2 separate regions of the Homo sapiens genome follow, and region 1 is linked to region 2. The links are chromatin contacts, found by Hi-C in ENCODE. All regions are on one chromosome and are shown on one strand. Each heading gives the region's core, a stretch centred on a gene start or an enhancer-like site at or near the end of the contact. The rest is flanking DNA. Distances are from core to core; before and after follow the strand shown.

Evidence for each region. Hi-C counts contacts between places; a loop is a spot of excess contacts on that map.
Region 1: a map of posterior cingulate gyrus shows a loop between it and region 2 (3-fold over the local background). The contact joins the enhancer-like site here to the promoter of LINC01282 in region 2. A Hi-C loop is called at or near these places in 1 of 168 maps with a recorded cell type or tissue (posterior cingulate gyrus).

What each region holds. Positions count from the first base shown.
Region 1 is chrX:39,438,792-39,441,625 of GRCh38, forward strand. No RefSeq gene overlaps it. Among named protein-coding and RNA genes, the nearest start is that of LINC01283, 5.4 kb to the left of the region's middle. RefSeq lists enhancers at 1,482-1,761, 1,852-1,901. Within about 2 kb of position 1,525, at least 4 of the 41 ENCODE cell types and tissues checked have a DNase peak (open chromatin) inside an H3K27ac peak, as active enhancers do.
Region 2 is chrX:39,390,346-39,393,136 of GRCh38, forward strand. LINC01282 (long intergenic non-protein coding RNA 1282) reads right to left here and starts at 1,429. Exons shown (of 6, transcript NR_110385.1): 1 at 1,269-1,429.

The DNA.
Region 1 (2,834 bases), core at 275-2,774, 49 kb after region 2:
AGCCCAGAGATAGAGAGCATGGTCTAACAGGCAGAGGGATAATAGCACTCAAGTCAAGGGAGGCCCTGAGCCACAAGAAAATGATTCAGGGCATAACAGACTGAGCCTGGGTGCTTTATATCTGAACAAAAGCATTCCACGTACATGCAAAAGTGACTTCCGAAAAAGAACAGGTTTTTCTAACTGGCCCTTCTAGCCTATAAATTTTGTTTCAACTTTGGCCTCTGGGGCAACCCAAAGTCAAACACCCTTTCTTGTATAAGGCTACCCATGCCACTATCTGCTGCCCAGGGCATGCTTCAGACCTTTATCTTGAAGCCACATTGCCCTGTAAGAGCCCATCTTAGAAAGGCAGTGGGGGGCATTCAATATTAAGCAGAATATTGATGATTCTTGGCTGCCAACTGTCTGAAAGTGTGTTTTCTGTCAGCTCCAGCCAGTGTGTCATTCTGAAAAAGCAAAGAACGCCGAGGGCAGTGACTTCATGACCTTAGGCCATGGATGCTGGAAGAAATGCAGAGGTGGGCAGATAAATTTATCATCCTTAATGGGCTACCTAATTCCTTGGGGAAAAAATGAAGGAGCCACCAGTGACATGCCCCAGGCAGCAGATGGCAGCGTGGGCAGCCTTTTACAAGGGAGGGTGTCTGAGTTTGGGTTGCCCCAGAAGCCGACCCCAAAACAAAGAAATGAATGCAAATAGTTTATTTGAGAAATGCAAGAAACACTGGTAGCGGAGTAGGAAAATGAGACAGGTAACGAAAGGGAGCCAGTCAAAGGTGCATTATCAAGTTGGCTGGCACGGTGGGCAACTGGAGTTTAATCCCACTGGGGAAACTAGGAACTAGAGAGACCAGTGCTTCTCAAGCTGTCTGGGGAAAGTACCAGGTTGTCTGCTGTTGTTATCAATCCATTATAAGTGGATACTTTTGTAAAAATACAATTAAAATGTCACAGCAATGTCAAATTGCTATAAACGTTCGTAAACGCCAACTTTCCATTTGTGTATGTACCTTGAAATGTACAAGCAATAAACATTTCACAGCTTGTCAAGGGCCTGGAGACCACACTTCAAGTAGCACTGGTGGAGAACGCACAACCTTATCCAAGTTATCTCATTCATGGAGCTGGGCTGTTTATACACTAGCTTGCAATAGTCATGTAATTCTTTCATGTGCACGGGCAGTGTGGTGGTCCACAGTTTCTAGAAAGCCATCAGGCAAAGAGACACACACACTGGCAGTTAGGAGTCAGCCTGAACAGGCTGAGGGAACAGGGCGGGGCACCGACAGCATATAGAGGCGCCCACCCTGTCGGTGTCCTTATCTTGCCCCTGTTAGCAACACTCTAGGACTTAAGATGAGGGCAAGGCAGAGGCCAGATGAGTGTATCCTGAAAGCTGGGAGATCTGGAGCCCAAATTCAGGACTTCCCTATGGCTAGTTGTAAAAGGAGGGGGAATATTGGGTGGATTCTACTTTAGCTGCCTGGCCTAGCATCAGAATTCAGCTCTTATAAAAACAGCTAAGCCACTGTTAAAAGAAAACCAAAACCAAAACCATCCCAGCACCCGGTCAGCATTGATAACAAACACAGAGGGGCTTTTTTGCCTGACCGCAGTGCAGGTTGTTGTTTGGTTTGCTCCTGCCTGGAGCTTGTGCTTCACAGGCTTCTTTTGCAGGCTTGTTTTCCAGGGGACCTGGCAGCTATTTCTGACTGTGCGATAAACTCATGGCCTGCAAGATGGAGGCAGGAGGTGACTGCAGTCTCGGTGAAGGGGATTAAGGGATTGAAAAGTTTATCTGGGCTGCCCAGCAGCCCTCGGGAAGACAGACCAGCCTGGTCTCTCTACAGTCACCATCACTAGGGCTGACTGCCATTTTCAGGGCTCAAGAGAAGATGGGGATAAGAGTAATATTAAAATAATGACGATATCTGGAATGGACACCTTCAGACTCCACCTGGGCAGTGACTTTGGGCTGGGTCCTTTACATGCACTATTTCATGGTCCCAGGAACAGTTCTGAGGAGTGTGTTACAGTGACTAGAAGTGACATCACCCATGTCACACTGCTTGGGTCTGGATGCCAGATCTCCCATCTCAGAGCTGAGTGATTTAATGTGCTTCAGTTTCCTCATCTGAGGTTCTACCTCTCTCCTTGAGTTGTTGCTGTATTAAATGTGCTAATCTCTGTGACATGCTTAGAGTAAGGTGAGGCATGGAGTTAGTATCCAGCACTCATGCAGTCCTCAGTCCCAGGCCCTGTGGGGAAGTGACCAGTAGCAGGTTGGCTGGGCCCCCTGCTGCTGAAACACAATTTTACTGCTGTCATGCTGATGGTAGCCAAAGAAAGGAATGTGATTAAGACTTTCCATTTTCTGCTGTTGGCACTCTGTACTGCTACTCCTTCTAAGGCTACCTGGGAAATGTATGACTACAGCCTTGAAGGCCACTAGGGTTTTCACCTCAGGGAACAGACCCCTGGGTTGTGGTCATTTCCTTAACCTCCTTGAGTGATGTTTCTCCCCGACTGTCCTCACATGCAGTTAGCTGTATAGGGTGCCCAAGAGGATGATGGGGTGCAAACCACTCCCAGATTAGGTATGATAAAGGTTAAAAGGCTCACAAATCTGCCTTATCCAGTCCAGAATGACACAAAATCCAGGACTTTGTAATCATTTCCAGTTTCCTAATTAGTTCACCCTTCTTTCCAGCCATGATTCAGGTTGCCAGAGAAAATACAAGATGCCCAGGTAAATTTGGATTTCCAATAAACAATGATTTTTTAGTATAAATATGCCCAAACAACAATTTTTAGTGTAAGTATGCCCCCAA
Region 2 (2,791 bases), core at 179-2,678:
TCCTCACAGTGAGCTGTCCTTTGACATTTATAAGGATGTGGATTTATCCATAAGCAATCCTATTTACATAGTCTCACTCATGTTCTTTGTCATTATAATTGCTAATAACACTATGTTTTAGAATTGGCAGAATGCTTCAATATCAGTGTAGCAGATGCTTATTGGTGTGGCTGCCCAGTCCTTATTCTTTAAAAATTGTCCATGTCATGCACAGGGTTTGCTTCCATCATACATAATACTCATGTTTTTGCCATATGACTCTACTTTCCTGACTGTAGATGTCTTGCCTGGGGGCAAATACATGATAAAAACTGAATGAGATTCTCTCTCTTCAAAATATGAATAGAGACATCCAGAAGCTGTAAGTTAGTTGTTGAGTTGCATTAATAACAGCATTTTGGTGGGAAGTTTTATTGTAGATGAGACAGTGAGCTCTGATGTCCAGGCCATTGTTGGGAAACCAAGTTGTGGTCCTGAATGACTACCCAAAGTGTTGGTGTAGTCTCCTTTCCCATGATCCATACTAATAATAGAGATGACCACAGGTTGGCACATGACCTGTCTGAGTTTGGGTTCCCCCAAAAGCAGATCCTGAGAAAGGAATTTGAATGCAAATAGTTTATTTAGGAAAGACCAATAAGGAAATGAGGAAGCATATTAATCAAGGTTCTTCAGATAAACAGAATAGGATGTTTGTATGCAGAGATAGAGATATAGAGAGAGACAGAGATAGAGATAGAGACAGGTTTATTTTAAGGAATTAGCTTACATGATCCTGGGTCCTGGCAAGTATAAAATCTTCTGGGCAGGCTGACAGGCTGGAGACCCAGGGAAGTGCTGATGTTGCTGTCTGGACTTGCCATAATCCAAGTTGGAAGGCAGTCTGGACGCAGATTCCTTCTTCCTCTGGGAACCTCAGGATTTTTAAGACCATCAGCTGGTTGTATGAGGCCCATCCACATAACAGGTTTCCCATTATGAAGAGTAATCTGCTATACTCAAAGTCTACTGATTTAAATATTTATCTCATTCAAAAAAAAAAATACCTTCACAAAACCATCTAGAGTAGTGTTTGTCCAAAAACTGGGTACTACAGAATAGCCAAATTGATATATAAAATTAAACATCACAGGAAGTGAGGCAAGGAAGGAAAGGCCACCAATAAAGGGTACATTATCAAGCAGGTTATCACTACAGGCAAGTGGAACATAATCACACTAGGGAACTCTGGAAGACAATGTAGAAAATACATCTTAGAGCCATTCTACCTGAAGAGTAAGAGAGCTGGGATATTTATCCACCCAATCCTGAAGGTCATTGGTTGAGGGTTGCTCTGGGGAATGGGTATCAGTCCTGCAAGCCTCCAGTCCTGCTGCAGGCGTAGTGGGCCACAGCAGCCAGAAAAAGCCCACAGGCTGCAAGACACAGCTTCCTGCAGTCAGAAATCAGGCTGGCATGCACAGGACTGGTAAATGCTAAGGGGAATGTGGGTGGGGTACTCACAGCATCAGCTACTTTGTCATAATCCAGAGAAAGATGATCTTTGTGACGTTAGATAATAATTAAAGAGACAAGGACCCCTCTGCATCATTCAACTGAAGATGTGTTACTCTGTACTCACTCTCTTAGTTCTTAAGATCTCACAGACCTGTTGGCAAGTATACTCCAGGACAGCAGGAGGAGACAGCATGAGAGAAGAGAAGCAGCTGAGGTCTTTGGTTCTCACAGGTATCTCCTTTCCTCACACTCAATGACTTTTTCCAACCTCATTCAACATGTAAATTGAGAGACAGAATAGAATTGTGCCCAACACTGCCTACCCACTACCCACTATCGATTTGCTCCTTACACTAATAGAACCCCCATTATGTCTGGTGTGATGATGTACTTAGTTAAACTACTTCTTCCCAAACTCTCTTGCATTTATGCACAAGCACGTGACCCAGTTTTGCTCAAAGAGACGTAGGTAAAAGTTGCTGAGTAGTACTCCCAGGAAAGGTTTTTGGTTTTGTTTTGCTAAAGGGAAAGACCTGGCAGAAGTGAACCCTTTGATTCTTTTCTTTAACTCTTATCCTATTATTTTGCCTGGGACACGGTCACAATGTTGAGAGGTGGAGCAGCCACTATCTGGCCATCTGAGGTTGGCAGAACCAGAAGTGAAAAACAGTCTATATTCCTGAATTTCCTGAGCAAATGCATCAGGACTAGGCTGCCTATCTCAAAACTTCTTATTTATGGAAGAAAAATAAAGCCTTTTGTGCTTAAGCCCCTGGAGTCTGGTTTTGTTCTATGCAGCCAAATGTAATCCAGGCTGATGGAAAGTAATTGGAAGAATGAACAGCTTATTAATTGCAATTATTATTTATATTATTTCTCTATACCCCCTGCCAGAATATAAGCTTCATGAAGGTAATCATTGTGTTTGTTTACTACTATTCACTAATATTGGGCACTGTAGACATTCAATAAATTCTTGCTGAATTAATGAATAAATGAACAAAGAATGGCACTCATCTTTGACTGCTTAATTTACATTGTTTAGTTCCCCAGTGAGAGCATTCATCAGGTGCTGAGACCCAGGCTTCTTTGGCATCCTTCAAAGCACACATCACAATGGCAAAACATACCTGAATGAAAGAATGACTGATGGTCACAGGCTTCAATCCCAGCTCAGTCAGTTATCAGCTGTGTCACCTTGGGCGAGTCACTTACTCTTTCTGAGCCTATTTCCTCTTCTTTAAAGTGAGAAGAACACTTACTTCACAGAGTTGTTGTGGGTATAGGAACAATA